Regions from separate parts of the Mus musculus genome. Here region 1 is linked to region 2. Evidence: chromatin loops called from intact Hi-C (ENCODE). Cell type or tissue: heart. All regions are shown on one strand. Each heading gives the region's core, and the rest is flanking DNA. Links, peaks and the distances in the headings are about the cores only.

What was found. Hi-C counts contacts between places; a loop is a spot of excess contacts. Peaks named below come from ENCODE experiments on the same cell type or tissue, not always from the same donor. Only the 100,000 strongest peaks of a DNase experiment are listed, where the experiment ranks them.
Region 1: a loop joins it to region 2, with 5 times the contacts of the local background. A loop is called at or near these places in 4 of 42 quality-filtered maps.

Annotation. Positions count from the first base shown.
Region 1 is chr17:75,610,021-75,626,912 of GRCm38, forward strand. No RefSeq gene overlaps it. Among named protein-coding and RNA genes, the nearest start is that of Fam98a, 67 kb to the left of the region's middle. In heart, for the core only: CTCF peaks have their summits at 5,506 (motif pointing right), 7,399 (motif pointing right) and 9,609; no DNase peak of the experiment used is centred there.
Region 2 is chr17:75,771,440-75,788,331 of GRCm38, forward strand. No RefSeq gene overlaps it. Among named protein-coding and RNA genes, the nearest start is that of Gm4710, 81 kb to the right of the region's middle. In heart, for the core only: a CTCF peak has its summit at 8,548; no DNase peak of the experiment used is centred there.

The DNA of each region.
Region 1 (16,892 bases), core at 3,223-11,222, 160 kb before region 2:
CCACCATTCTGCTGCATACAAGAAACATAACTCAGCAACAGAGATAGACACTACCTCAGAGAAAAGGGTTGGAAAAAACTTTCCAAACAAATGGTCCCAAGAAACAAGCTGAAATTAGCCATTCTAATATCCAATAAGATAGGCTTTCAACCAAAAGTAATAAAATGAGATGGGGAAGGACAATTCATACTCATCAAAGGAAAAATCTACCAAGATGAAGTCTCAATTCTGAACGTCTATCCAAATGCAACAGCATCCAGATTTGTGAAAGAGACTTTACTAAAACTCAAAATATACAATAATAATGGGAGACTTCAACACCCCACTCTCACCAATAGTCAGGTCATCAAAACAGCAACTAATCGGAGATACAATGAAGGTGGAAGCTATGAACCAAATAGAGTTAACAGATAACTACAGAAAATCTCACCCCAAAATGACAGAATATACCTTCTTCTCAGCACCTCACAGAAACTTTGCCAAACTTAACCATATAATCAGACATAAAACAAGCCTCAACAGATACAAGAAGATCAAAATAATCCCTTGCATTTTTTGAGATTACCACAGACTAAGTATAGTATTTGCTGTACTTCAATAACAACAAATACAACAGAAATCTCACATACACATGGAAGCTGAACAACTCTCTACTCAATGATAACTACGTCATGGAAGAAATAAAGAAATTAAAGACTTTCTAGAATTCAATGAAAATGAAGGCATAACATACCAAAACTTATGGGACACAATGAAGGAAGTTGTAAGTGGAAAAATGCACAGCACTAAATGCCTTCATGAAGAAATTGGAGAGATCCTATATTAGCAACTTAACAGCATACCTGAAAGTTCTAGAACAAAAAGAAGAAAAAACGTGCAAGAAGTGTAGATGGCAGGAAATAGTCAAACTTTGGGCCGAAGTCAACCAGTTAAAAACAGAGAGAACAAAACGAAGAATCGGCAAAACCAAGAGATGGTTCTTTGAGAAAATCAACAAGATTGATAAACCCTTAGCTAAACTAACTAAAAGGCACAGAGGCAGTATCCAAATTAACAAAATTAACAAAATGAAAATGAAGACATAACAGAAACTGAGGAAATTAAAAAAAAATCAGGTTTTACTAAAAAAGCCTATACTATATAAAACTTGAAAATCTCGATGAAATAGATGACTTTCTAGACAGACTGTGTGTGCCAAAGTTAAATCAAGATCGGGTAAATCATCTAAACAGTCCCATAACCCACAAGGAAACAGAATCAGTCATTAAGAAATGAGTACCAACAAGGGGGCTGGAGAAATGGCTCACTGGTTAAGAGCACTGACTGCTCTTCTAGAAGTTCTGAGTTCAATTCCCAGCAACCACATGGTAGCTCACAACCATCTGTAACATAAACTCTCAACTTAAAAGAGGCCCAGTGCCAGATGGTTTTATTGTAGAATTCTATCTGATTTTCAAAGAAGAGTTAATACCAATACTCCTTAAACTATTTCACAAAAATAGAAAGAGATGGAACACTATTTATTTCATTCCATGAAGCCTCAATTATTCTGATACCTAAATCACACAAAGACCCCAAAAGAAAGAGAACTTCAGACAAATTTTGTTTATGAACATTAACACAAAAATACTCAATAAAATTCTTGCAAACCAAATCCAAGAACACATCAAAAACATCATTCATCATGATCCTGGGGATGCTGGGATGGTTCAGCATACGAAAATTCTTGAACATAATCCACTATATAAACAAACTAAAAAAAAATCACATGATTATCTCATTAAATGCTGAAAAAGCCTTTGACAAAATCCAACACCCTTAATGTTAACAGTCTTAGAGAGAGAGATCAGGAATAGAAGGTATATACCTAAACATAGTAAAGGCAATATACAGCAAGCCAATGGCCAACATCAAATTAAATGGAGAGAAATTTAAAACAGTTCCACTAAAATCATGGACAAGACAGAGCTGCCTATTCTCTTCCTATCTATTCAATATAGTACTTGCAGTTCTAGCTAGAGCAATAAGACAACAAAAGTAGAACAAGGGGATACAAATAGGAAAGGAAAAAGTCAAGGTATCACTATTCATAAGTGATACATTTGCATACATAAGTAACCCCCAAAATTCTACCAGAGAACGCCTACATCTTTCCATTTTCTGAATTCTTTTTTGATTTCTTTCATCAGGGACTTGAAGTTCTTGTCATACAGATCTTTCACTTGCTTGGTTAGAGTAACACCAAGGTGTTTTATATTATTTGTGCCTGTTGTGAAGGGTATTATTTTCCTAATTTCTTTCTCAAACTATTTATCATTTCTATAAAAGAAGACTACTGATTTCTTTGAGTTAATTTTATACCTATCAACTTTACTGAAGTTGTATTTTAGATGTAGTAAGAATGGGCATCTTAAAAAAATCTACAGATTCACTGGAATTCCCATCAAAATTACAATACAATCCCTCACAGACATGGAAAGAGCAATTCTCAATTTCATATGTGTGATGGTTTGTATATTCTTGGGCCAGGGAGTGGCACCATTTGGAGATGTGGCCTTGTTGGAATAGGTGTGACCTGGTTGGAATGGGTGTGTCACTGTGGGTGTGGGCTTAATATCCTCACCCTAGTTGCTTGGAAGTCAGTCTTCCACTAACAGCCTTTGGATGAAGACATAGAATTCTCAGCTCTGAGTGCCATGCCTGCCTGGATACTGCCATGCTCTCACCTTGATGATAATGGACTGAACCTCTGAACCTGTAAGTCAGCCCCAATTAAAAATTTTTTTTATGACTTGCCTTGGTCATGGTGTCTGTTCACAGCAGTAAAACCTTAACTAATACAATATGGAAGACAAAAAATGATTCTGAACAATACAAGAACTGACAGAATCACCATTCCTAACCTCAAGCTGTACTACAGAGCAATAGTGATAAAAAAACCAAACAAACAGATGGTATTGGTACAGAGACAGGCAAGTTGATCAATGGAATTGAATCAAAGACCAAGAAATAAACCCTCACACCTATGGACACATGACATTTGATATAGAAGCCAAAACTATATAATGAAAAAAAAGCATATTCAACAAATGGTGCTGGTCTAACTGGCAGACTGCAAGTAGAAGAATGCAAATTGATTTATACTTATCACGGTATACAAAGTTCAAGTCCAAGTGGATCAAGAACCTCAACATAAAACCAGGTGCACTGAAACTAATAAAAGAGAATGTGAGAAAGAAACTCAAACACATTGTCATAGGGGAACATTTCCTAAACAGAACATCAATGGCTCAGGCTCTGAGACCAACAATTGACAAATGGGACCTCATGAAACTGAAAATCTTCTATAAGGCAAAGGATATTGTCAATAGGACAAAATGGCAACCTACAGACTGGGAAAAGGTCTTCATTAACCCTACATCTGGTAAAGGACTAATATCCGAAGTATATAAAGAACTCACGATGCTAGACTCCAGAAAACCAAATAACTCGATTTAAAAATGTGGGTACAGAGCTAAACAGAAAATTCTCAACAGGGAAATCTCAAATGGCTGAGAAGCCCTTAAAGAAATACTCAATATCTTAATTATCAGGAAAATACAAATCAAAATGACCTTATACTAGTCAGAATGGTTAAGATCAAAAACTTAAATGACAGCACATGCTGGTGAGGATATGGAGAAAGGGGAACACTCTCCATAGTTGGTGGGATTGGAAACTGGTACAACTATTTCTGGAAATCAATCTAATGGTTCCTCAGAAAATTGGAAAGTGTTCTACCTGAAGATATAGATATACTGGTCCTGGGCATATACCCCAAAGATGCTCCTGGATATCACATGTGCTCCACTGTGTTCATAGCAACCATATTCATAATAGCCAGAAAATGGAGCAACCATCTTAACCTAAGAATGCATACAGAAAATATGGTTCATTTATACAATAAGATGCTATTCAGGTATTAAAAAGAGGACATCATGAATTTTGCAGGCAAATGAATGGAACTAGAAAATATCATCCTGAGTGAGGTAACCCAGACTCAAAGGATACAAATGGCGTGTACTCAATGGTAAGTGGATACTAGCCCAAAGGTACAGAATAATCTTGATATACCTCACAGATCCTAAGAAGTTAAATGAGAAGGAAGGGCCAAGTGAGGATGCTTCAATTTCAGTGAGACAGGAGAACAAAATCATCATGGAAGGCAGAAGGAGGGAGGGACTTGGGTGGAAGAAGTGAGGGGAAGGAGAAAAGATGAGAGGGATCAGATAATGGGTGTGGGGGTAGACAGGAAAGAAAAACAGAGGACTAGGAGAATGAATGGAAATATGTAGTTCTTGGGTGAGGGCGTCAGAGGACTCTCTAGAAAGTCCCAGAGACCTGAGATGTGAGAGGCTCGCAGGACTCAATGTGTGTGACCTTAATCAGAATGCCCAGCAGTGAGGAGATAGAACCTGAAGAGACTACTTCCAGTATTTAGACAGCTCCTCCAGTGCAGGGATGGGGACACCAACTGATCTTCTAAATTTTCGACCCCAAATTGCTCCTGTCTAAAAGAAATTCAGGGACAAAAATGGAGCATAGACTGAATGAATGGTGGGCTAGTGACTGGTCCAACTTGGGATCCGTCCCATGGGTAAGCATCATTCCTTAACACTCTCCCTCATGCTATGTCGTGCTTGAGACAGGAGCCGAGCATGGCTGTCCTCTGAGAGGTTCTACCCTGGAGCTGACTGAGATAGATGCAGATACTGACAGCCAAGCATTGTCCTGAGGGCAGGGACGTCTATGGAAGAGATAGGGGAAGGATTGAAGGAACTGAAGGGGATGGCAACCCCATTGGAAGACCAACAGCTTCAGCTAACCTGGACCCTTGGGAGCTCTCAGAAACTAAGCCACCAACCAAAGATCATACACAGGCTTCTCTGAGGCCCCCTGCACATATGTAGCACCTAATCCTGAAGAGACTTGATGCCTCAGGGAGGAAAGATGCCCGGGGGCTTCTTCTCAGAGGCAAAGGGGAAGAGGGTTGCAGGACAGAACTCTGCGGGGACAGGGGGGACGGAACTGTGAGGGGAGGCAACATTTAGGAAATAAATAAAGTAATTAACAATAAAAAGATGCTAGAGATGTGCTACACCTTTTATGATTTTTGTCAGAAATGCCCTGCCCCCCCCCCCAGGTTAAAGCATTGACTGTCAGCTGTTCGATGCCACAGCACCCACACTCAGTACTGATGATGTCATTTAGTGTATTTGATTTACTGTATTACCTATCCAGGAGCCACAATGTTTTGGGATTTCTTTTGTGAAGTCATGTCATTAAGCCCATTTTGAATAAAATTTTTTATTACTACTCTATAATGTTTTACTTTATATTGTTAGAGAGCAAATCTGTGCTCTCCTATTCTTACTGAGTCCTTTCTTTAAAACAAAAAAATTAAAATTGTGTTATGTATGGGTGTGTCTTACGAGTTTGAACAGGTGGGTGCCATGCCCAAGGAGGCCAGAAGAGGGCATCAGATTCTTCTGGAGCAGGCATTAAGTCAGTTGTGAGCAGTGGCCATTCTTAGCTGTCAGCCATCCTTCTAGCCCTTTGCTAACTCTTTCCTGCCTCTCTTTGGTTACTTACAATTTTTTTCTTTTTCCAATTTTTTATTAGGTATTTTCTTCATTTACATTTCAAATGCTATCCCGAAAGTTCCCTATACCCTCCCGCCACCTTGCTCCCCTACCCACCCACTCCCACTGCTTGGCCCTGGTGTTCCCCTGTACTGGGGCATATAAAGTGTGCAAGACCAAGGGGCCTCTCTTCCCAATAACGGCCGACTAGGCCATCTTCTGCTACATATGCAGCTAGAGATACGAGCTCTGGGGGTACTGGTTAGTTCATATTGTTGTTCCACCTATAGGGTTGCAGACCCCTTCATCTCCTTGGGTACTTTCTCTAGCTCCTCTATTGGTGGCCCTGTATTCCATCCATTAGCTGACTGTGAGCATCCACTTCTGTGTTTGCCAGGCACCGGCATAGCCTTACAAGAGACAGCTATATCAGGGTCCTTTCAGCAAAATCTTGCTGGCGTATGCAACAGTGCCTGCATTTGGTGGCTGATTATGGGATGGATCTCTGGGTGGGATAGTCTCTGGATGGTCCATCCTTTCGTCTCAGCTCCAAACTTTGTCTCTGTAACTCCTTCCATCGGTGTTTTGTTCCCAATTCTAAGAAGGGGCGAAGTGTTCACACTTTGGTCTTCCTTCTTCTTGAGTTTCATGTGTTTTGCAAATTGTATCTTGGGTAGTCCTAGTTTCTGGGCTAATATCCACTTATCAGTGATTACATATCATGTGAGTACTTTTGTGATTGGGTTACCTCCCTCAGGATGATACCCTCCAAATCCATCCATTTGCCCAGGAATTTCATAAATTCATTGTTTTTAATAGCTGAGTAGTACTCCATTGTGTAAATGTACCACACTTTCTGTATCCATTCCTCTGTTGAGGGACATCTGGGTTCTTTCCAGCTTCTGACTATTATAAATAAGGCTGCTATGAACATAGTGGAGCATGTATTCTTATCACTAGTTGGAACATCTTCTGGATATATGCCCAGGAGAGGTATTGCTGATCCTCCGGTAGTACTATGTTCAATTTCTGAGGAACCACCAGACTGATTTCCAGAGTGGTTGTACAAGCTTCCAATCCCACCAACAATGGAGGAGTGTTCCTCTTTCTCCACATCCTCGCCAGCATCTGCTGTCACGATACTCACATTTATAATGATATTTGGACTTCCTTGAGGTCATGGAGTTTATTTTTTCATATCTGTCTTCCTAGGATGGTGGTCACTGATGCTGAACTGTCCCGTGGGCAGATATGCAGATTCATTTGATCATCCATTCCAGTGTTCTGTAGTATTCTCTTTTATCACATTGCATGTCTTTTGTTTGTTTGTTTGTTTTTTTAAAATAGCACATATTGTTGTTTGCCAATAGGAATTTATCAGGACTCAGTAACACACCCCTGCAACATCAGGATTCAGGAAATGGAAGCAGGAGTATTTTTGTAGGTTTCAGGCTTGACAGCTATATAGTGAATCCTCCTCTCAAAGCTCCCCAACCAACCAACCAACCAACCAACCAACCAAGACATTGTTTTTGTTGTTGTTTTTATTTTGTTTTGTTTTGTTTTTCATTTTTTGAGACGAGGTTTCTCTGTGTAGCCTTGGCTCTCCTGGAACTCATTCTGTAGACCAGGCTGGCCTTGAACTCAGAAATCCACTTGCCTCTGCTTCCCAAGTCCTGGGATTAAAGGCATGTCAAGACATTTAAAATTACTTTTAAAGAGACTTATGCTTCTCCAAGAGGCCAGCATTCCTTTCGTTCCTGTTCTCTGGATGAGTCACTAGAGGGCAGTCTTACATAAGTGATCACACTTAGACCCATGCGCTGACACTTTCTTCTTTAATAAGCAATTGATCCTGGAAAATCTTCCCAACTCCGACCCTATCAGCTTGATCACTACTGTCAGCTGTCGTCAAGTGAGAAAGCGAAGTCACCATTACCATTGGTGGTGAGGTTTTTGTGAAAGAAATAAGATTATCAATGGGACGGGCTGCTAGTAGTTGTGTGCACAAGGAACAATATGTGCTATTTTGATGACTGTGTCCCCTTTCAGGAAAATGCTTCAATGCCTGAAAACCGGGAATTGCAATTAGCAAACATTTGAAATATCTTGTGTTGTAGATGACATTTTATTGACATTTGGTATTTATAGAGTTTTGCAAGGAAGTCATCCACTAAATCTGGGCAAGTCTAAATGTTACAGACGGTGCAATTACAGATAGATTGACTTAATGGGGGTAGTTAGTCCCGATGTCTGTAATATTTGCCATGAAACCCATCCCTGTATCTATCTTGAAGTTGGAGACATTAGAAAGCAAGTCTTTTGAGATGTAAGTGTCCTTGGAAGTAATTTAAGACGAATGTGCACTGTACAAAAATTACCTTATCATTTCCTTTAGAACAGAGTGTCAGAACTGCTTAAGCACTGAGCACTTGGGAGATTCAAAAGCATGAGTAGAAAGGATAATTCTATATTCACTATACAAGCAGCAATTACATTCATTAGCACTATTATTTAAATGCTGGAAAATGTACCCTAAGTGACATAATATTAGAATAAGTTAATACTGCCTTTTCTTTCTAAGCTTTTAACCTGCTCTCAATCAAGAAGTTCTTAACCCAGGCCTTTTGGATGTTCATAGCTAAAAGCCTGTGGTCCAGGAACTTGAAGTGAAGAAATTACATCTACTTGAAGTGCATTTTAAAAGTAAGAAATGGAAGCAAGGCCCAGTGAACCTCATAAGAATCACAGCTATCTTGATGTCACACTTGTAGCACATGGAATTATTTCTCTCACTCAACATTACATGAAAGTTATGCCTGAGACCCCATTCTATTGAATTTTTTATTAACATGCTTATAGAGAGATGCATGTATCATTCTATAATATTTTCAAAATACTTTAATTGTGGATTTAGAAATAAGGTTCTGACAGAGTTACACGCAGAGCACGGAAGCATTCTACAATACAAAAATATTCAAGACCCTGATGTAAGTTGGTTTTGTGAGAGGTTTCTGGATGACCTAAGCATCTTCCAGAGCCAACCCAGCATCCCTAGAAGGCATTATGTAAGGGCATGAATGGTGTACCAGGAAGTGACCTCAAACGGAAGCTGTGGTTATCCTTTCATTTAACTACAGAAGTGAGTCTAAAAGGCAACTATTTTAAACTAAAGAATCTTCATTTCTCTTTAAATTTATCAAAACCAGAACTTTTGTGTTTGTGTGTGCCTGTGTATGCATGTGGGTTTGTGGGTGTACATGCATGTGTGTATGGAGGTCAGATGACCACTTCAGCAACTGTCCACCTAGATTTTTGAGACAAGACCATTTCACTGGGCTACAGCTTGCCAGTTCAGGGTGACTGGTTGGCCAGCTAGAACTTCATGTCTCCTCCTTGCCAGGGCTGGGATAATAAATAAATACACTGACATCTGGCTTTTCCTTTTTCTTTTTAAATGTGAATTCTCGGGGGGGGGGGTTAAATTCAGGCCCACATGCTTGCAACGCAAGCATTTTAGCACCGAATCATCCTGTCAGCCCCATTTCTAGGGAACATTAAGAACTCAGGAGACAAGAGGGAGCTATATTGTTGATCTGCTTGGTAAAGAGTACTGTGGTACTGCTTCTTGGTCTTGCAGAGACATGTTCACTTGATAAGTATGAATGGCTGTATGTTCAAAGGGGCGGGGCTGATGGTGCTGTGCTCTCATTCTTAAAAGTGCTAGCTTGTGATTGAGGCATCGCCAAGACCTGTAGCTCATTTACTCATAGGGAATCACCAGGCTTAGTGCTAGGGTTGTGGCCTCTCTGCTTGTATATTGAGTATCTTTGCCTCTTCAAATATTACATCTTTATTGGTCTTAGAATCTTCTTTCCTCATTGTCTTAGGGGCATTCCTGTTTCTCTCACAGGGCACCTCATAGTTCCTGAAAACACTCTATTCTTCCTGATCAATCCATTAGAGCCTGCATTACAGGTGCTGGCAGCAAGATGGCGCAGTGGTTAAAAGCACCCACTGAGCATGCCCAACTATCCAGATTCTATCCCCAGAGCGCATGGAAAATGTGAGGTATTGTTCTGCATATTTGTAATCCTAGAACTCTTAGACGAGAATAGAAAGCAGGGCCATGAGAACTGCCAGGCAGCTCAGAGGCCAGCTAGTCTGCAAGAGAGACTGTGCAATGCAGAGCAACAACAAGACAGATTGCTTCAGCATGGTGCAAGGAAGAGAACTGACTTCTAAAAGTTGTTCTCTGACCTTTACAGGTATATTGTGGCATGTGCACTGCACACATATGTGCATGCGTGTGCATACGCACACCCCACTTCTTTCATTATGTTTGTCATCTAAGGCTCACTCTGTGGTCTTCTAATGCTTACTCTGTGCTGCTGTACAGGTTTTCTAGTATTTGTTCCTTTATCACTTAGTATGTGTGGTGGTTTGAATATGCTTGGCCCACAGAATGGCACTATTAGGAGGTGTGGCCTTGTTGGAGGAAGTGGGTCATTTTGGGTGTTGGGCTTTGAGGCCCCCCCCCCCCCACCTGCTGGAGGAGCGCTGTCTTCGGAATAAGAGATAGACCTCTCAGCTTCTCTAGTGCCATACCTGCCTGGATGCTCCCATCTTGATGATACTGGACTGAACCTCTGAACCTGTAAGCCAGCCCCAATTAAATGTTGTCCCAGTGTAAGAGTTTCCTTGGTCATGACGTCTTTTCACAGCAATGAAGCTCTAAGACAGTTTGTGTTCCAGTTAGTTTTCATTGTTAAGGTGACACAACCTGGAGACACCCAGGCAAAGGGAGCCTCAACCAAAAAGTGACCTACATTGGATTGGCCTGAGGTCATTTTTGTGAGCAAGGTCTTGGTTGATGTCGAGCATGAGCCAGTGAAAACACAGTAAGCAGAGCTTCTCTAGGACACCTGCTTGAGTTCCTGCCTTAACTTTCCTCAGGGATGGATCTGACTTGGAATTATAAGTTGAAAGAAACCCCTTTCCTCCCCAAGTTGCTTTGGGTATTGGTGTTTGCTTCAGCAACAGAATCAAACTAGAATAGTATGGTATATGCATCTTGGTTCTAGACCAATGATGCTGACTGTTCACTGTGACTTAGATTATAATCTCATTGGGTTTGACCACACATCATTTTCTCTTTACCTCTGTTCTCTCTACACTGAAAGTAATGCCAGCCATCTGAATGGCCTCTGAGGTGGTCATGTAAGTTTTGTAAGTCCTTCAGGGGTTCCGTTTCCCTCTTCGTGGTCATTGTTTCTGGTCACCAGTGTTTTAGTACTTATTTTCTTACATCTCCAGATACACCTGTCTTTCCGTGCCTCTTGGAAATCTGTCCTTATTTCATCGGCCAATGATTCACCCAAGTGTCTCCAATGCTTCCTTTGTATCACATACTGGATATATGGCTGTGTATTCCAGACTTTCTCTAAAGTCTTTCTCATTTTGGAGAGGAGAATACAGACGGGTAGGCCATCATCCCATCTGTGCTTAGTCAGTGCTAAGAGTCCTCTTGCTTACAGGGTTGGTGATCACAAACATGCCAAGAAAGAATTCGCCCATGAATGTTTGCTCACGTTGGCTTCCTTAGAAATCGTTAGTTCTACCCCATAAAACATTTAATCTGAAATTACAAAGTCAGGGACTAGCACGAGGAAGACTCAGTGGTTTAAAACACTCACTGCTTTTGCAGAGGACATAGGTTCAATTCCTACCATCCATATTGCAGCTCAAAACTATTTGTAACTCCAGTTCCAGGGGATATGATGCCCTCTTCTGGCCACCGGGTTCATAGACATACATGCAGGCAAAACACTCATACACATAAAAAAAAAAATAAAATAAAAATTTAACACCCTATAAAGGTGCCAGTGAGAATTAGCTACCACACACTCCTATGCAGCCAGACTCAAACAGTTCTTGTGCCAAGGTGGTAATGGAACCAGCTTTTCAGATCAAGACAGTGAATCAGTCTGCTAAGGCGAACCAATTACACAATAGCCATTAGTTCTCAGCACTTCAACTTATAAGTTTCAGGCTCACTGAGATGGCTTAGTGTTTAAGAGCACTGGCTGCTCTTCCAGAGGTCCTGAGTTCAATTCCTAGCAACCATATGGAGGCTCATGGCCATCTATAAAGGGATTTGATGCCCTCTTGTGACCTGCATGTGCACATGTAGATGTATACGTTTCTGCATCAATCACTTAAATGTAAAAAGAAGTTCTTTGACCATGGCTGGGAGCAGCACTAATCTACGGGTATAAACTCAAACACTCAGGACAGGGTGTGTTCAGGGAACATTATGGAAGAGTCAGGGGCTGGTGAGGTGTGCTAATGACAGGACTGTTGGAATCAGGAGCAGGTGGCAGCTCTGGCTCATGGCACAAGACACCCCCTGTCCCCACCCCACTCCATCCCCAAAAACATTAAAGCAGGAGGAAGGCTAGTTGGAAGTAATCAGGATTAAGATGGAAATAAGAGAGGGCAATAGGAGTGTGTACGAAAACAATACATTGTATTCATACATGAAAGCGTCAAGAAATAAAAACATGGGAAAAAAGAGAAAGCATTTCCAACCAAAATGTCTTCTTAAAAAGAGAAAAGAGTGAATTCTTCAAAAGTAATCCAGGTTTTGTGATTCATGTACATAGTTCCATGACTTGAAGGCTGAGGCAGGAGGATTGCTTCAAGTTGTAGGCAACTGGGGCTACAGAGTGAATTTCTAGCCAGCCTGGCTACAGAGGAGACCTTGTCTTTTAAAACAAAACAAAACAAAACAAAACAAAACAAAACAAAACAAAACAAAACACCCCCATTAGGAGTGACACTATGTCAGCGATCCCATTATTTTCTTCTCACTCATCTATGCTATGCAGTCACTATTTCTGACCCCCTTGAATTGTCCAATATGGTTTGGTATACTGCAAAAAGGGTAAACATTGAACACTGATCCATCCAAATGATGAAACAGCAAGGATAGAAGCCCCTAAACTGCTTCATTAATGACTCTTTGTTTAACCAGTACAACCTGCACATTAAGCATGTTTTTGAATTTTATACACACTTGCCCATTTGAGGATCTTTGCTTTTTTCTTATGGTGAATATTCCAGTTAAGAAGCAACAGCATTTACATATAGAAGCCACAAAGGTGGCATTCTGAACTCGCCTAAACATCAGGTGTGTGTGTCTGTGTTTTGCAACTGGGGACAGCAGGAGTGCCTTGAAGGATAATAACTTCTGAGGTAGAATTTTATCAGCTGACACTTGGGGAGTGGTAACATGCAATCGTTTATTAAAATGTTGTGGTGGGAGGTGACAATTCTATCTAAGTCAAATTAGACAGATGCAAACAAAGCCAAAGCCTTTCTGGGCTTCCTTGTTCCTTGGTTGAAGGTGACGACGATGTGGTGGATTTCTATCCATGTAGGAGACAGAATGGAATGAGTAAGGGAGATTCTTAATTTACCAGTAGCTCTGACAAACACATGTAAGCAGCTTATCGCTTAGGTTGGAATGTTTTTCCTAGGATGTATGTGTGTGTTGCTATTGAGCTGTTTTCCATATATTAATTCTCATATCAGGAAAGCATGAAATAAAGCATATCATGAGATATTTATACAAATATAAATCAATCGAAAGCAGCGTATCATAAACAGGTGACATAAAGCAACAGAAATGGCGCTCACAAGAGTCGAGTTGTGCTTGTTTTTCTGCCTCTATTTTGTGTCTCTATAAAGCTCCTTCCCCTCCTACAACTGGAAAAACAAAAAGTGAGGGTCAGATTGGAGCCAGGCAACTGTGAAGGAATGTGGTGGAACTTGGAGATGTTAATGCTTCTTTCTTTGATCTTTAGTCTTGCTTCTCCAGCTTAGCTTTGAGGTAAGGATGGGGACTTGGTTCACTTCACACACCATGACTCAACACTTGCTTAGTTCTACACATTTGGGGAATTTGGGAAGTTTATTTTTCTTAATTTTTATTTTATTATTATTATTAATTATTATTATTTAGCATTGTTCTAAGTTTAGTACAAGTAAATAGGGAAAGAGCTGTACTGGGAGCTGCCATTGTTGCTTTCCTGTTGCTGTGGCTTGAGACCCTGGCAAAAAGCAAATGGAGGGAGTAAGGCCTTATTTTGGTTCACAGTTCAAAGTACTGTCTTTTATGATGGGTAAGGCCGGACATCTGGAGCTTGAAGCATCTGGTCCCAGAATGAGGAAATGGAGATGGAAAAATATTCACTGCTGCTTAGCTGGTCAGTTCCTTTTTCTGTTTTATACAGTTGAGATTCCCACCAGAGAGTGGTCCTGCCCATGGTTAAGACGGGTCTTCCTACCTTAATTAGTGTAACCAAGATACTCCCACAGGTACGCTCACAGACCTGATCAGTTTTCTAGGTAATACTAGGGTCTGTCAAGTTGATGATTTGTATGATGATGATCACCACAGGTATTAAAGAAGAGTTGCTTAAACTCAAGACAAGAGAATGAAGACTTTTCCAGCAAGGTGACACTGGCTACCCTTCTGCCACCAAGTCTTTGCCTTCCTTTTATTTCCAGCGCTTGAACAGGCGGTGTGCATTTGCTTAGAACATGCTCCTCCCACAAGAATGTTAGGAACTCCTCCAAGTAAGTGACTTCACATCTTGTGTAAGTTCCCCTAGAATGCAGAACTCCTGTGCAGAGGCAGCTCTCAAGACTTATTTGTGGCATGATTACATGGATGAAGGCATAACATACATGAGTTACCTTATCATTATTTTTTGGTATTTGGGGTCTAATTCACAATAGTTTAATGTGATGCAAGTCCTACTTTGATATTAAGAAGTAGGGGAATTCTCAATGTTAGCTAAGATTTTCACTGCAGAAGGAAATCTTCTATACCTTCCTATTAAAAATGTGAGTCTTATATACCAATGGGGACATAAACTAGTATAGTAGTTATGGAAACAGTTATGAAGGCTTCTGTAATACTAAAAATAGACCCTCCTCTGCTACCAGTGATAAAACCAAAGGAAGTGAAATGAAATCAGCATGTTCAAAAGTTGCTTGAAGAACTGGGCTTGGTGATAGATATATGGCTACAGTTTGAGCATTTAGGAAGCTGGGGCACGAGGATAGACAGCAAGGCCAAAACAGTTTACATTTTGAGATCCCATCTCAAAACAAACAAACAAACAAACAAACAAACAAACAAACAAACAAGCAGATAGACAGACAGACAGATCATGACCCTATTATGTTTCCTGTAGTTTTATTCACACTAGGCATTATTTGCCACCAACATTTCTACCAGTAGGTTGATGGGAAAAGTTAAAAATGTGGTATTTTTACACATGCATAGTTAGCAAAAAGCATAGATAGTTTTATTTGTGAAAACATGGATGGAGCTGGAGATCCTTAGCCAGAACTGGAAGCAAAACATCATGTAAGTTGAATCTGGAAAAAAAAAAAACCCTGATAATGTAGAAGTTGGCAACAGTGTGGTTGTTACACCCACTCGGGGAGAACAGTGGGCATAGGAGAGGACATTCATGAAACAAAATTATTGCTTGATAGAAGAAATAAATTGTGGTCACCTGCAGCACAGTGAGTTATTCAGTTAATAAAGCATGCCCAATATCTCAAAATGGCTGGAAGAGGAATTAGGTTGTACTCACTGTGGAGAAACGAATTGAGTTAAAGTGACGAATGGGCCCCTTAGTCTATTTGCTCACTCATTACAGAGTAATATAGACATAAGTCAAAAAATCACATTGTACCTTATAAATATGTACAAATATGATATGCCAACCAAGAAATTAGTACAAAAATGTGTGTCTGCAGATCAACAGCACCGATGTCATCTGGTGTTCCCAGCTCAGGATCCCTCCTTTAATATCTGCACTTTGAAAAACACCAAGATGAATCATATGTGTTACAACTTAAGAATGGGAAAGTCAAAACAATTGAGACTTTCAACCAGACACATGATTAGATGAGATAGTTTGGCTTTAATTTCTCCTTAGCAGAACAAAAGAGGAACAAAATGAAGCTTAGATGAAATTGGGACTTTCCTTTTGCCATTGAGGAGTAAATACACGGCTTGTGCATACTGAGCACAGACTACCAGTGAGCTCCAGTCCAGACGAAGAGGAGTGCTTATGTACAGCCCTTGTCACTTGGCCATCTTATTCTTAGTATGTCTACACACATTTTCCCCCAAACTTTAAGACTTTGATATTTATTTTAAGTTTACTTGATTTTGGCAAGAACACTTAACTTGAGATCTGACCCGTTGACAATTTAAACTATCCACAAGTCTTCTGCTAAGAAATTTGCTCATGATCTTATAGAAGTTCCCAGAAGATGACTAAATACGTTTTTGCTCTGGCTATTCTTGAAGTCCTCTGTCTATCTTTAAAAGCTTGATTGTAATATACCAGGTATGGATTTCTTTGCATTTTCCTTGTTAGTGGTCTTTGGGTTTTTGTTGTTGTTGTTGTTTTTGTTTTTGTTTGTTTGTTTGTTTCTTTTTTTGATCTGGATATCTAAGTCTTTTCCAAGATTTGGGGAGTACTCAGCTACTTCTTTGGCTCTTGTCTTGAATTCCTATTATGTATATGTTGGTCATCTTGATGCTGTCTCAAATAACCTCAGTCAGTTTTTTCACTATTCCTTTTGATCCTCAAGTTGAATTATTTCCAAAGACCTTGAATTTGTTCATCCTTTTTTTCCTGCTTGATGTAATCTGATGTTGAACACCTCTGTGAATTTTCACTTAGAATATTGTTTCCTTCATCTCTATGACTTCTGGTATAGATTTAAAAATGCTTCTTTAAAGAATTCTTCGTTAGACTGTCTTAGTTAGGGCTTTTATTGCTGTGAAGAGACACCATGACCATGCCAACTCTTATAAAGAAAACATTTCATTGGGGCTGGCTTACAGTTTCAGAAGTTCAGCCCATTATCATCATGGTGGAGAACAAGGCAACATACAGGCAGACGTAGTCCTGGAGGGGCCAAGAGTTCTGTATCTTGATCCTCTGTTCCATATTGGGCAGAGCTTGATCATATAGGAGACCTCAAACCCCGCCTCCACAGTGACACACTTCCTCCAACAAGGACACACACCCTTATTGTGTCATTTCATATGGGCCAAGCATTCAAACACATGAGTCTACAGGGGACAAACCTATTTAAACCACCACAGGGATGGAAAGATAGCTCAGTAGTTAAGAACAGTTGCTGCTCTTACAGAGAACCCGGGTTTTGTTC
Region 2 (16,892 bases), core at 4,228-12,227:
TCAGAGCTCCCTCTCCCACTGGAGCCAGACATAACAGTCCAGCTAGCTACAAGAACATATTCCATGTACAGGCAACAGTTTTTGGGACAGCAATTGCTCCAGTTGTTTGGGACCCTCCTAAAGACCAAGTTGCACATCTGCTGCATATGTGCGGAAGGCCTAGGTCCAGCCCGTGTATGTTCTTTGGTTGATGGTTCAGATTTTAAGAGCCCCAAGGGTCCAGGTCAGTTGACTCTGTTGTTCTTCCTGTGGAGTTCCTATTCCTTTTGGGGCCTGCAATTCTTTCTCCTATTCTTCAATAAGAGTCCCCAAGCTCCATCCATTGCTTGTTATGCTTGTCTGCATCTGTCTGAGTCAGCTTCTGGGTGGAGCCTCTTGGGGCACAACATATTCCTGTCTTCAGCTCAGAACAATCTCTGTGATGCTTTCTGACAGTTTCAAAACAAATTATCTTTGGGAAGATGTTTGGCTGTCTGTATTGTCCAGTTGAAGAGAGTTTGCTCCATCATGTTAGGGACAACATGATATCTGTAGTGAATGGTAGCTGCTTTCATTTCTTCATCTAACTTGTGACCAGGTACATCATCCCTCCATACCCATATGAAGTTGTATCTGCTGCCTTCCTTGTTTTCTCAAACATGATTCTATGAAATGCCTCAGTCCAATGATTGGCTATAAGTTTCTGAATCTGTCTCAGTTGTTGAGACTCTCAGAGGACAGCCATGCTAGGCTCCTATGCAAGTACAACCTAGCATCAGTAATAGTGTCAAGGTTTGGTGGCTGCTCATGGGATTGATCCCAAGTTGGGCTGGTCACTGGTCGGCTTTTCCTTCAGTCTTTGCTCTATTTTTGATTCCTGCTGCAAGCTTAATTCTTATGCAAGCATTCCACATAAACCAAGGGACTTATATGGAATCTTCTGTGCTGGTTGATATGTGCAAGCAAACATACTACATATGAATAGTTCAAAATGCAAGAAACCCATCCTTTAACATTTCTGAAGGACCCAGTCTTTTAGACATCCAGAGAGCATGTTAGCAGAGCTGTGCCTGATCCACACAAGCTCTTGAGAAAAGCCTCTTTGCCTTCCTTTTTCCTGGATTTGAGTAGATGCCACCTGTCCATGAAGCATTCTCCACCCAACACTCTTCTGACTGTGTCTTCTCATTTAAAGACATCAGTAGGTAGATTCATCTCTCTTGCCCTAATCTAGTGTGATCTCATTTTCACCACTTACAGTCTCAAAGATTGTATTTCCACATATTGTCCCCTTTTTAGGTTTTGGGTTGAGACTATGTGTCTCCATTACAGTTAATGACCATATTTGCTCTTTGTTGGTTTAAACTCTGAATACATGTTGAAAGAGTCAATCATTCTCTGGCTTTCCTCTTTGCTGGTTTAAACCCAGTATGCACAATGACAAATGTGAAACTGCACATATTGATAATGGTGGCTGCTTTTTGTAGGGGTGTTGTCAAGATTTGTGAGGGAGCTCAGGTGTTCTTTGCATTCACAAGAGGACAGTCTTCAGTGCTCTCTGATACAGCCAGAGGAAACAGATAATATGATGGGTAGTCTGGTAGAATGGGCAAATTCCAGATTGCAAGAGTGTTCCCTGTACCCTTCCTGCCAAGGATAGAATGAAAGTGTTCCTTGCCAAGTCCCTCAGAGGGATTCCCAGTAACATCTGTGCTATGATTTTCTGAAAGTGTGTCTTGTTGAAACTTGGGTTTATAACTGAGTGTTTAGAGTTCAAGTGAAGTATATTATTTACTCCCCCCCTCCCAAGATCCAGTAAAACTCCTATCTAGCTGAGGTGGAATATATACCTCCTTACATTTCACAGTAAGAAAGCCGGCATGTCTGAGCTCTGCTAGAATATTTTAGGGACATGCTAATACTGGGCCATTAAAAATTCTCATTAAAAAATTCCGGTCTTGACTTACTCATCAAGGTTGGGGCTAGTCTTTCTAATTTGACCATGTTTGGCAACAGTATATATATGCTGGGCAAGAAGAGTGGAACCAAGAATGATCAGTTATTGAATTACCTTCCTTCTAGATTTTTCAGCTTAATTTCTTGTCTTTAGCCCATCAGTTTCTTCTGAACTTGTGTAGCTGGTAGTGAGAGGACATTGTTGTAAGCAAGTTTGTATGACTCTTGGCAACTGTCTGGTCTACACCATCTAGGAATCTAGCATCTTTGGTGGCTTGCCATGTTGGCCTGGAGGAGCAAGTGTTGGAAGTCAGAGGCACAGTGATCAGTAGGCTTTAGACAACTGAGGCAATTACTTTTACCCAAATCATAAAGGTGTGTTTCTAAATTTATTCAGTCTGACATGTGCTCTGATAGCTTTGTTCTCATGTTGGGCCAGGAAACGTTCATGAACAGCAAAAGACCACCAAGGAGCTGATATCGATGCAATCACATTAAGGTCTCTTTATTCAAGTTTGAGCTTGGGCTCCCCCCAACTCTGACACTGCAGGAAGGTGGAGGGAGGCCAGAACCCAGTTTTAGGCACACATTTATAGAGGCAAGAAGTGGGTAGCTAGCCCTGGTACACATCTGACTGAGGGGCCATTATGGTCTTTAGCATAATTGATGGTGCTGGGAGCCAAAACATTAACTTCTGTTTTCCTCCTGATTAATGGTTGTTAGAAAGTGAAGTTAGAAAGTGAAGTGCCAGAGATAGGCTTGTTACCTGAGGGGTATAGATTTGTTGGGGAATAACCTGGAAACTAATGCTAGACTTAGGTTTCATTGGGAAGTAACCTGGAATCTGGTAGACATAGGTCTTAGTGGTGGGTAGCCTGGAAACTGATGCTAGGTACCAGCCTGTTAGTTAATGTGCGTTCAACCTTAGGTCAGGTTCTTTAAGATGGAGTCTGAACCCAAAATATTTGGTCTCTCACTCATATTTGCTTGATTTGTTCAGCTGCCATGGGTTATCCACAAGGGTGTGGGATAAATGGAAAAGTTAAATAATCATAGCATCAGTTTCCTTTCTTCCAAGGTAACAAAGAAGTATTAGGAAGATTTTGATTTCTACCTTATCAATCACCTGAGTCAACTCTGTTTTTTTTTTCTAGAGTTTGTAGACAAATTGTGAACTCCCACTTTCTAGCTTAGAGTCTTTCTGAATTCTTATTAGTCATTCTGTAACTAGATTAACCCACTAAATTTAGTAAACTAGGGAACTAGCATTCAAATTACTGTATAGACCTTATCCTCACTGCTGCCATCCTCAGAGTGTACTTTGTGAAAGATATGGACTGCTGGAGGTAAGAGATTTATCAACTTTGTGATTATTTTTCTTATTTTGTTACCATTAAATTATACATTGGAAATAGATACCTTGTGAAGATATATTTTGTTTCTAGGCATTTCTGACAGGTTTCCCTGCTACAAAAGAAACAAATTAAGGCAAGTAAATGGTACAAGCTTTAACTTAATAGCTCAGATTGTATTTATTCATCCACTCAAGTACTCAGTGGATTATTACTTTGTGAGAGTTTTCTCTGTCACTCACAGTTCTAGACTCTGGTGATGTGAAGTATAGGACAAGGCTATTGTCACACTGGAATTCGTGTACCTGAAGGGAGGAGGGGAGGAGGCAGGAAACAGTCTAAATGTTCCTTAAAGATTAAAAATAAATTCCTGTACTACCCCCAAACCCCACTTCCTGATTTTGAAGAGATATCTTGATTCTCACAGTTTTTGTTCATAGTAGTCAAACTGCGGGATCATCTAAGGAATACACACACACACACACACACACACACACACATACGCACACACACACACACATACACACACACATACACACACACACACACACAGACAAACTTTAAAAAGAGTTTTATCATCTGTCAAAACATGGATAAAACTGGAGAAGCATATGCTAAGTGAAATTAGGCAGATACAGAACGGTACATGCTGTATATTCTCATTGATTTGTGGAATTAAACAACTGAATTCACAAAGGCAGAGTGCAATAATAATTAATGTCTAATGATGACATACTAGGTGCTTGAGATTAAAGTACTATGGGCTTGTCGGTGGCCTACTACCAGTTTTCTATGGATTACCATTTGGTGGAGAGTGAGCATATTTTATATGTTTCAATTATAAAGGGTAACTGAGCCTGATTGTCTTTTTTTTTCCTGTTTGTTTTTTGATGATGTATTGCACAATGGTAAATGTAGCTGATAACTGAGTATTACGAATTTCAGTATTCCAAGAGAGTCCATCGTAAGTGTTCTCATTGCAAAACAAGTTAAATATTTGCTCAGCATAGTGGATCACACCTGCATGCCTAGCACTTGGGAGGCTAACATAGGAGGATTCTGAGTTCAAGGCCAGCCTGGACTACATAGGAAAATTCAGTCTAAATAAAAGAAGTTAAGAGCTAATTAAACTCAAGAGGTTACTAGTAGCGAAACAGAAGCCAGGAATGAGCAGGGAGACAGGATGAAGTGTAGCAGTCAGAGTTGGGTTGGAGGCAGGTAATGGTAGATGGATACAACAAATGATATTATTTAAATGCAATACTTTTAAAAGATTAAATAAAAATATTATCTTAAAAGGTTAAATAGTTAATCATATATAATAGTTGGTTTAGTCATTCTACAGTATATTAAAATTATAGCGTAAATTTGTGCTCTTATAATATACATTAATTTATCAATATACGACAAAAATAAAAGGGCACACAATTATTTTGCTAAGCTTACTATAAGGATCAAGAGTCCTATCAGATTCCATTTCTCTTATCAGCAAAGGTGGGTTTGAAATCTGGCTCACAGGCTGTAACAAGATTGTACAAACATGCAAGGTACAGGGGTGCAGACCCTACTAAGGGTCATACTTGAGAGCTGAGGCAGGAGGATCACAAGTTCAAAGGTAACTGGGGTTGTCTCAAAACATCACAGATGTACTCCATTTTATTATGAAATAAAAGCCTCCCTTTAAGATGGCTGCAATGAGCAATGCAGCTGTGTTTTAGAGCTTCTGTTTGTTGGGTTGGTAGCTACTTGTGTTGCACAGGTGACTCAATAATTCAATAGCCAAGCACCATCAGGTTAAATTTTTACTGTGTTGCAGATGAAGAAAAAAGAACTCTGCTGACGGTGAGACAACTCAGAGGTTTTGGACCTTGGCCAAACCCAGGTCTGCACTCACATCTGTAGTCTCCATCCCATGTTAGTCTTTCTCAAGAAAAGTTAGAATCGTGTTAAACGCAAAACTCCAGAGAATGTCAACTCTCAGGAAACAAAAAAGAAAACAGGAAAAAAAAAGCGAGACTTTTTTTGTGGGAAGTGTTGAGTCTAGTTAGCAGAAGAGAGTGTTAAAATGCTGAAGCCGTTGGCCACAACTTCAGCCTGGTGAGGGAATTTTAAATAACTCTCGGCTCCTGTTTGGCAGGCATTTGCAAGGAAGAACCTGCCAAGATTCCTCTATTAGGAGGATTTAAGATTTCCTGAGGAAGCTCTGCTGTCGTTAATATCATATTATGTAAATTATCTTGCAGTCATCAAAATGTTTAGGAAAATCCAGCCGTTTTTAGCCTTTTTATAAACCGGTTTCCCAAATCTGTTGGGAGGGCTATACTGGGATATGAGGCATACAGGTACCTGAGTGGACTGGTATTTCTAATTTTAAATGTAAATAGAAGTAGATTAGGCCCCTATCATCCACAAGGACTGTATTCAAAGATGCCCACGTGAGGATTGAAACCTTACCCACCCATCGCTAAACCCTCAAAACTCTCTTCTGTCTCCTTCCATGTGTACAATCTTGTTGTAAATTTGTTTGTTTGTTTGTTTGTTTGTTTGTTTTGAGACAGGGTTTCTCTGTGTAGCCCTGGTTGTCCTGGAACTCACTTTGTAGACCATGCTGGCCTCCAACTCAGAAATCCACCTGCCTCTGCCTCCTGAGTGCTGGGATTAAAGGTGTGCGCCACCACGCCTGGTGTGGTAAATTTTAATAAATAAATAAACAAATAAATAAGGATTTTAAAATTTCTATGTAGTTGTGTGTGCTTGGTGTGTGTATGTGTTTACATCTGCAGGTGCTTGTGTCTGTGGAGGCAGGAGTTCAGCCTTGGTTATCATTCACCAGGAGAGTCCACATTGCAACTAGGCTAGGCTGCCTACCTAGTGAACTCCACAGATCATCCCATCTCTGCTTCTCCAGAGCAGGGCTAGAAGCACATGACCATGCTTGATTTTCTATGTACACGCAGGGATCATACTGAGGTCTTCATGTTTTTACAACAAGCACTTTACTTACTGACCTATTTCTTCAGCTCCCAATTTTAATCGACCGATTAAGCTCAGTGAAGGATGAGCAATGACCAATAAAGAAAAAGGGCAATGGGCATTTTCAACCACACTTTGTACTTAACACTACATGAGTGTAATCTCTCTCTCTCTCTCTCTCTCCCTCTCTCTCTCCCTCTCTCTCTCTCCCTCTCTCCCTCTCTCATCCTATGGTACTCTCTCTTCTTGTGATGACACGAAATAGTGCAGTGCATAAGGAATGACATGAAGTGATGGCTCATTAGCCTTGTGGCATAGCATGTGGTTGCTATTGACTTTCTGACAGTAGTCAGTAGAAGCATCACTGAGCCATGCATGGTGTGCAGGTTGATAATCGAGTAACTCACACAGTAGGACGAGAAACTACAGATACAGTTGGGGAGGCCTGCCATAAAAGGAGTAGCAGAGTGATCTCCATTACCCAGCTGCAGTAATCCTGCTTTTATAGAATGCTCCATTGCTTGGTGAGTTCTTGGTAAGTTCTGTAATCCATTTTAAATGTCCAACTCAATATTTTTAACAAATCCATGGGATAATGTAATCATTATCACAATCCTCTTATAGAACTCTTTCTATTCTAGAAAATTCTTTCATACCCACTTCCTTCCACTTAGCAAAATATCACTAAGGTTCATTGATTTTTTTTTCAAACAAGCATCAGTGCTTTATTTAATTTATCATTAAATAGAATTACACTATGTGGACATACCATGTTCTGTTTATTGGTTTATGACCTGGTGGATATTTGGACTGGCATCAGTTTTTGCCTATAACATATAATGTTTCCATGACTATCTAGACACGGGTCTTTGCTTAGGATTACATCAGCACTATCTCTCTGGTCAATTTCTATATATGAGTTTTCCAGGTTATAAAGTTCCCATGTTATTGTGAAAGGAGGAGCCAAGCTATTCTCAGAACAGTTTCATCATTGTAGATTTCCAAGGCAGTGCACACTTGTTATTCTCTTCAGCCACACCAACAGATGTCTTCCATATTGGACATTTAAAGCCACTCCATTCTGCTCACAGCAGAGTCACTTTGAAGATCGTGTCTATTGTCTTGTCCCTCTTGAGACAGAGTTTCATTCCAATCTACAGGCTATTCTCAAACTTGTAGCCTCCTGCCTTAACTTCCCTAGTGCTGGGATTTCAGGCATATGCTACTATGCCTTGCCATAGTATTTTTTTGTTTTGACTTACAGTTAGCTAATGACTGATGACATTGCTTTTGTAAATCTTCCTTGGAGAGGTCCTTTCTAGAATTTCTGCTCATTTTTAAAATTTGGATTGTTTGCCATATTATTGAGTTTTATGAGTTCTTTATATATTTTGCACATATGATCTTTTTCACCTCTACTGTTAGTAAATATTTTGTCCAGGCCGTGGCTGGTCATTTCATTTTCTGAGTAGTGACTTTAAAAGCAGTCACTTTTTAATTTTACTGAAGCCAAGTACCTCAGAGTTTGTCTTTTCTTTGGCATTATAGCAAAGCAGCCCTCACCTAAATTACAGGCAAATAAATTGTTGTTTCTTGTTTCATTCTAGAAGTTGTATGATTTTTCTCTTACATATAGTTCTGTTGCACTTCATGTTGTTTTGTACAGTGTGAATTACGAATCTGGAATAGTGATTTTCAGTCAGGGACAGTGTTGTTCTCCAGAGACATTAAAGAAAGGTAGGAGGTACTACGACTGCCACACTTGGGAAGGGTGACTATTCACTACTAGAGCAACCTGGTCCTAGATGATACTAAATGTTATACTTCAACACACAACAGTACTTTATCACAAAGACTCACTGACTACAAGCCAATGGTGTGAGGTCTGGGAAACCCCAGGGGAGGATGATAATGCACAATGAGCAACCCCTGTCTAGACCCTGGTTCTGTTCTTGTAGAAGTGAAGCTGTTGATTTTTCACAGATTTCCGTCCCTTGGTAGAACTGCCATGTCCACATCTCCCAAAGGGGATAGGTGAGGTATGCAGTGGTGGTGGGAACAGTTCTGAGCCAGGAACTAGAAATGCCAACTGCACTACTCTGGAGTGCATTGATCTTTCCATTAATAGCTTTGTTGAGATAGAATTTATATACCACATAATTCACTCACTGAAAGTGTGTAATTCAAAGGGTTTGGTTATGTTTGTAGGACTCTGGAGCCATGGCCACAACTGTATTTTAGAACATTTGCATCACCCTATTGAAAGAGCATTTTGGCCCCCTAGCGGTCACCTCCACTTTTACTGTGCTTCCCAATCTTAAGGAACTAGAAATGCATTTTCTGTTCATTTAAGTTTGCCGAGTCTGAACATCTCACATAAGTGCTAAGGTAGAGGGTGTGACCTCCTGTGACAGTTTCTTTCATTTTGCATGTTTTAAGGTGATCCATTTATACCTGGAGCAGCTTTTCATTACTTATAATCTCTGAGCAAATTCCGTAGTATGGGCAAAGCATATCCTGTCTGTTGATTTGTCAGTTGTGGATATTTGTATTATTTTCATTTTTCAATTATTACTAACAACAACATTACTAACAAAATTTATAAGTCGTTCTGTTATTTATTTATTAACATAGTTTATTTCTCTCTTTGTGGTGTCTGTACATGTCTGTGTGTACAAATGACTGCAGCAGATGCACGTGCACATATGGACTTGTGCTGGTGGAGGCCAGTAGTCAATGTTGGATGCCTTCACTAGACAGTTTCCACTGTATTTTATTTTCAGTGTTGGGGAGGCATCTCACGGAAGGTAGAGCTCATTTATTCAGCCAGAGAGTAGCTGGATAATGAACTTCAGGGATCCTCAGATCCTGGCCGTGGATCTGAGATAACAGACACGCATCATGCCACATGCTTGCATTGTCCCTTCCAATATACCTTCATTTGGAGCTAAGATGCTGGAGGATAGAAAAGGTAATCTATGGCTTTCTCACCTTCATCTTGAGTGAGAGAGTCACATCCTTTGGAAACAACGTCTCCTGGTAAGGGAGGGAAAATCCCTACACTCCATGTTTTAGATAAACCACCTTTCCAACTACTATGACTTTAACCATGATGCCACTATTGTGACTCTAACCATGATGCCACTAATTTGACTCTGACCAAGATGACCTTGACTAAGCAGTGTAGCAGGGCCCATTCAAGATATGCATCATTAGGCTGGTGGAGAATGATCACACTATTAAAAGTGAGTGTTCTGCCAGCTCCCTATGCAGTGGCCATGTTGAGTTCATCTGCTTTATTTTTAATGACTACTCATTATTTTTAATCTGCCTAATATTTCATCTCTGGTTTTGTATCTTCCTCTAGTCATCTCTAGAATCATTTTGAAGCTCAAGATTTGTTTTCTGTGCACAGTTTCCATTTGTGTTTGTCAACACTCAGAGGTTATGTATGTCTATGGTTCTTTGTGTACATTTATATGGAATGTGATCACGCTGCATTTGGGAACATTCCCTGACACCATAGGAGTGGGATTTCCTCTGTATGGGATTTCATCCTATATTACATATAGGTTTTCCTCTTATGACTTATCACCTGTATTCACTCCTAACTCTAATTATGTGTTTCAGTCTTTCCAATCAGCAGAGAATTACTTTGGAGTGGATGTATTTCAACCTCTGCACATTTATGCAGAAAGCCTTCTTCTAGTGTTTCTTCTTGGATTAAATGGACGGTTAATCTTGTACAACAGATTAGCTTTCACTAATTAGTTATGTTCTTTGCATGAAGTACTGAATCCTTTTCAATTCTCTGGATTTTTATGTCAACTCTGACTATGAGAATGAGGGTTTTAACACATTTTCAATGAAAATATTTCTAAACTAGTCAAAATTGGTGGAGAATAGGTATATCAATTTACTCAGAACCATGTTAAATGTTGGCCTTATAACAAAATGAACAAAACAAAACCCAGAAAGGCAACTGGTTTCACTTATATAACATCGACATGGGGTATCACTAAATGGCTGGCAAGGGGTGTCTGTTTGTACAGCCACAGAAAGTTGAACTTACTGCTCCATAGATAAGGGCAGTGCGAATTGGTGGGATTTAATCTGTATTCATTTGCTGTGCCAATTCCAGGTTATATTTAGGTTCCAGGTTGATCTTTTCCAAGAAGCAGGATGTTTCAAGGTTTCCTTCCTTTTAAATTTGGAATTCCAGTGACTTATTGTTTATACAGTTCAACAACATTGCTTTTGAAAGGAGAAGTAGAACCAACAGCTAGGTCTCTACTCAAGGTCATGTCAGGCTCTCCCTGAAGGTTATTTGGGAACCAAGTTTTTAAATTAATTTTATGGAAAACCATTTTTATTTTTCCAAAGTCAGGAAGCATTTCATCTATCCCAGTGCCTACTCAGTGGGTTAGTCTGGCCAAACGGAAGGAATATTTTTAATTGGATTTATGCACCTTGAATTCCAAAGACTCTACTGCAAAATGACCATGGCTATGGCTGAGTAACCTGGATTCTAAAATTTATGGAGAAAGAAGTATTAAGGCTGCCTTGCAAAGGCTGTCTTTAAAGATCAACATTCCTAATTCTTGATTTTTTTTTTTTTTTTTTTTTGCTTCTACCCACTACATCATTGCACTAGCTGTCCTTGGCTTTCTCCTCCTGTCATTGTTCTCATACACAGAAAAGAACAAAGATGCAAAATGGCTTCTAGTGACAATTTTTGAATTTTGGTTTCTTAGAAAAAAAAAAAAACAGAGAAAGATTATGAGAAAGTGGCTCTGTTTTAATCCCATTTGTGGGGATGTCAGGATACTTTGGACTGACTGAAGCAGATGGCTATGATTTGCCTCATACTCTAGCAGAGACATGTTTTTGCCAGCTACAGATAGTTTCTGTGATTGTGTGATGTTTGGAATTCTGAGAACTTTTCAAAGGGTATAAAAATGCTATAGCCCCGATAGGTGTGGTGTGTGGTTGTTGCCTGATTAGGGAGGTTGGTTGCATTTTGTTAGTAGCGGTGGTCAAAAATGAAACAAAAGGAAATAGATTAGATTTATGAATTTTCCTAATCCCTCTTTCCTCTCTTTTCTTGATATTCTCCTATCTAGTGTGATGGAGGGAAACTGGTGGGATAAAGTGTGGCAAAAAGAGCCACAAAGCAGCAAAGATGGATACAATGGCTCAGTACATAAAGATATTTGCTGCCAAGTCTCTCTCTCTCTCTCTCTCTCTCTCTCTCTCTCTCTCTGTCTCTCTCTCTCTCTCTCTCACACACACACACACACAAATGAAAAAAAATAAAATGTATATTTTAAGTGAAAATTTTTATTGGTTATTTTATTTACATTTCAAATGTTATTCCCCTTCCTGGTTTTCCCTCCGCAAACCTCCCAACCCATCCTCCTCCCCATGCTTCTAAGAGGGTGCTCTCCCTCATTCTTGCCCTACCCTTCTAGCATCCCCCTACACTGGGGCACCAAGCCTTCACAGGACCAAGGCCTTTTCCTCCTATTGATGGCAGATAAGGCAATCCTCTGCCGCATATGTGGATGGAGCCATGGACCCAGTCATGTATACTCTTTGGTTGGTGGTTTAGTTCCTGGGACCTCTGGGGAGTCCAGTTAGTTGATAGTTTTTCTTCCTATTGGGTCACAACCCCCTTCAGCTCCTTCAGTCCTTCCCCTAACTCTTCCATTGTGATCCCTGTGCTCAGTCTGATGGTTGGCTGTGAGTATCTGCATCTGTATTACTCAGGTGCTGGCAGAGCTTCTCAGAGGACAGCTATACCAGGCTCCCATCAGCAAGCATTTCTTGGCATCAGCAATTTTATATTAGGAATGAAAAGCTTCGCAAAGTTCCTGTTGTTTAATTTTCATTCTGCTATGGTTTGTCAAATGGAACTCTGCTTTTTGCACCTCTGTATCTTTTCTGACCATTTAGGAAATTCTGTGGTAATTGAAAGCACCGAGGATGCTCCTAAGAAGAATTGGCTCAGCTGTCCTCTGCTGAGAGAAAATACAAGCTCCCTTCCCATCTTCTGATGAGTTTGACGATCAATATTACTTATACTGATACATTATCTTCTCGGTAAGGGTTTGTAACAGTGAATTTTGTTTCTCTGTGAATTTAGTTAACAGTGTATTTATATAGTACTCATAGCACACAGTTGGGCTGAGTGTGGAGTAAAAAGGCAAGGAGACCACAGGACATCTTCAGAGCTTCATAATGCTTATGGCAGTCATGTGTTAATTCAGGTTTCTGTGGAGACAGAATGAGAGATATTGACGATAAGGAATTGGACCATGTGCTTACAGTGGCCAAGAAATTCCAAGATCCCCAGAGATTCCAAAGCTGGATGCTCATAAGAGCCAACTGTGTGAATTATAGGCTGAGGACAGAAAACCAATAATCCAGCTCAACAGGAAGGTCAGCCCATGGCAATCTTACAGTGCTTTTGTTTCAGTCACGTGTTTGAGGAGAAGGGAACACTGATTAGGAAAGTTGATAGACTTACTTAGTCCTCTAACTCAAATGCAAACCTATTCGTTAAACAATCTATACAGACATTCATAGAGATGTTTAACTAGATACCTGATTGCCCTATGGCTCAGTTAAGTTCAGGTAAATACAACATCACAATAGACACAGAACAATAATGATCTGACAATGACTAAGGGACTAATGTATTTGATGGACACCATTTGAGATTTTGCTTGCCCTCTTCCAGCCCATGGTGGACCAAAATCCTATAGACTGAAAAATGCATTTACTGTACCTAGTCTATTGAATATCAGAGCTCAGGAACACTGTGTTCCTGTAGAGAATCATTTATTTACCTTCATTGTCACATGGCTGATTGGGATGTGTGTCTTGTGTCTACAGCCTGGCATCATGAGTCTACATCCTATTAGTATCCTGGAGAAAGAAAGACCAACATTCTAAATTCAAAGTATAGTTTTTACTTAACATACATCACTTTTATGCCTTAATAAAGTTGAAACTTGAAGGTTGGAAACTGTCTATATCTCCTGGAATGTTAAGGCAGGTTTTTGGTGTGTGTATATGGAATCAACTATTCTTCTGGGGCTAGAGTGTGTTCAGTGAATAAACTTATAATATGTGTGTCATGTCTTGAGGGTTAAGGTATGAAACGTTGATGTTGAATGTTATTCTATATTTTCTAAGATCATTTTATAAAAACGAGCTGTTTGTCTTAATGTAACTTAGAACTTACCTAAATAGCCCAGCTCTAAAGAGAATTATGTCTATAGTTGGAAAATGCTCTGGGAAGGTGAAAGTAGCTAAGAGACAGATTTTTAAATTAAATTTATTAACTTTAGGGATGGACTAGATTTCAGCGTATGTCAAAAGAAATAAAGAAATGTTGTTAGGGGTTCAAAGTAAAGAATTTGAAATTTTTCTTTTCATTTAGTACACATTTGGAGGCTTCCTAGGAGCTAAACATTTGGAGACTGATACAGACATATTTAAAATATCATCTCTCTGTCTCCATAAATTTAGAATGTTATGGGAAGAAAGAGAATAGATGAGGAATAATATGATATGTAATGCCAAGGAAGATGAGGATGCAGGTGAAATGTAGAAGACATCTCAGAATGTAGCAGGGAGGACAACAGCATCTCCAGTTGAGAATCGAGCATGAAAAATAAATCAAAATGTAACAGGCTTATTTATAAACTTAGAAATAAACATCATCATTTTAAAAAAACTAATCAAAAGAGACTCTAGTCAGTGCTAGTTTTCAGCATGATGATAGGTTTGCATAATTAATCCAGAGTGATTTCTTTTTATTTTTAATTAATTTTCTTTTTTACTTATTCAGTTTACATCTCACTCACTGCCCTCTCATAGTCACCCACTCCCACAAACCTTCTCCCATCCCCTTCTCCTCTGAACAGGTTGGGGTCCCCCTGGGGAAGTCAAGTCTCTGTAAGGTTAGGGGCTTCCTTTCCCATGGAGGCCAGACAAGACAGCCCAACTAGTAGAACATTTCCCACATAGAGGCAACAGCTTTTGGGATAGCCTCTATTCCAGTTTTTTCAAGAGCCACATGAAGATCAAGCTGCATATCTGCCACATATATGTAGGGAGGCCTAGGTTCAGCCCGTGTATGTTCTTTGGTTGGTGGTTCAGACTCTGAGAGCCCCCAAGTGTCCACGTTAGTTGACTCTGTTTGTTTTCCTATCACCTTTAATGATACAGACATCATAATGATTTGAACTTCAATTCAAATAAATGCACATGTTTGTAGAACTTTTTAAAAAATATCCATCGTAATGGTTACTGTTAAATTCCATCTTACCACAACTTATCATCCCCTGAGAAGGGAGTTTCAGTTAGAGGTGACCTTGACCAGATTGACCAATGAGCAACGTGAACATTGCTAATTGACCAAGCCCACTGTGGGTAGCACCATTCCCTGGGCAGTAGGCTTTGAGATGTGTAAGAATGGAGATGGCTAGCTTGAAAGCAAGCAAGCAACTTCGGCACATTCGTCTCCTTCTATTCTGATTTTCCAACTTTAAGTTTGTTACTAACATTAATTAAAGCTCTCTGTCTTACATATTGAGGCAGGGTCTCCCATTTCAATGCAGAGTGTATCAATTCTGGTAGTCTAACTAACTGAGTTTGCTTCAGCTATCCCTTCCCCCTGCTGCAGGCACACTGGGAGTACAGATGGGCTACATTACTTATGGGTTTTTAATGTGGATGCTGGGGATTCAGTTGCTAGTTCTCATCAGGATGCTCTCAGTGGCTATGGTTACAATTCGTTAGTGTAGACTGTAGCATCAGTATCATAGAGCTTACATTTTAACTGTTGTATCTCATTGTAAATGCCTAGTTCTGCCCTTTCAAACTCTCTTTCCCTCTCCCCATGTTTCATATATAAAAATAGTACAATCATAAAGATCACAAACTCAATTTCTTAAAAAATATTATTGGTATGTGTGTGTGTGTGTGTGTGTGGTATATGTGTGGGGGTAGGGGTATGTATGATGTGTGTGGGAGTAAGCATCCTATGGAGAACTGTGAGGTGGCAGGCATCGGGGAATAAAGGGAGTGGGAGAAAACCTGCGCCCCACCAGAGTTCTTGTGCTCTGCGTGGGTGGATCACACACTTTCCACATGGCCCTAGGTAGGCATCTGGCTATGGGAAGCCACAGAACCCCACCTTGCTGGGGGGATGGACAAGGGGCAGTTTGAGGTCTCTGGGCCTAGCTGAGGCCAGAGATAACAGGTTTTCAGTTCAGGCAACCCAGACACCACTGAACACCTCGGGAGAGCTGAGAACAAAATGGGGGACCCAGGGTGGCTCTGTCATCCCCAGGGCTGGAAGGAGGAGAGGGCAGGGAGATAGGGGTGCTGGGTGGTTCCCATGTGGGTGAGAGTCCTAGCGTAGGAAGGCCTTCTGGTGGGAGGTTAGTCAAGGCTCTGTGGGGGAAAGCCTATCTCATCCTTTAAGCACTGTGGGCCTTGATGAGCAGAGACAGTCTATGGTTTTAGAGCTTTATTGTAGAAAGGCAGAGAGAAAGAGAGAAGGTAGAAAGAGGGAGAGAGGCTAGCAGTGGTCATGTGGAGAGGGTGGGAAGGGAAAGAGAGAAGGAGGCTAGAGATGAGAGTAAGAAAGGTGAGAGCTTAAAAAAGGGGAGGAGGGGCTAAGGAGACCCTTTTATAGTGGGCTGGGCTACCTTGCTGTTGCCAGGTAACTGGGGAGGAGCATACCTGATTATAGTCAGGTAACTGTGGGGGTGGAGTCTAGCCAGAATGCCAGAAGCTTGGGACATTGTCTGCATGACTGATAGTCACAGGATTATGGAGTTGGGGGCTCAGTGGTGTCAGGCACCTGGCTCTGGGAATGTAGCTCACTGTTCTGTCCGTGGTAGAGTTTCTTACTGCGTCTCCAGAGCAAACCTCATTCAACCAAAACAGGCTGCCTTTTATGGCCCCACAGAGAACCTTCTCTCCTACCTCTGGATTCCAACGATGAAATCCCAGGTACCAGTTTTACATGGTAAAGTACCTTCACCCACTGAGCCACTGTGCTATCCCATCATTTTAGATGTCTGTTTGAAAAATAATCTTGCTTGAAAAATGACAGTTGTTTTGGTTGTATTCTTATACAAAATCAGTCACATTCAGACTTTGAAACTTTTTTTTTTTCAGAGAAAACTGTTCTAAAAATACAAACACAACTTTTTTTTTTAATTTTGCTGATGTTCCCAGGGTTTTGACTACTTTAGCTTTAATTAATGTCAGTAATAAATTTAAAATTGGAAAAAAACACCAGGGGTAAATGACAGGAAATAAATGTATGACTGTGAATCATCATTTATTGTAATTATGCTGTGATGGCATTTTAACAAAGTTTATTTGAAATACAAAGCAAATCTCATACAGAGCATATCAGCAGAGCAGTGCAAGCATTAGATTTCAATGGGGAATATGTTTATACTTTTTTATTAATTTTTTTAGTTAGCACACAAAGTAATATTTCACTATAGCATGTTTACACATATATGTCATTATATGCATTATTCTAATTCATTCTTCTTTCCTACTGCTTTTCTTTGAGCTCCCACCTCCCTCAATAGGGGA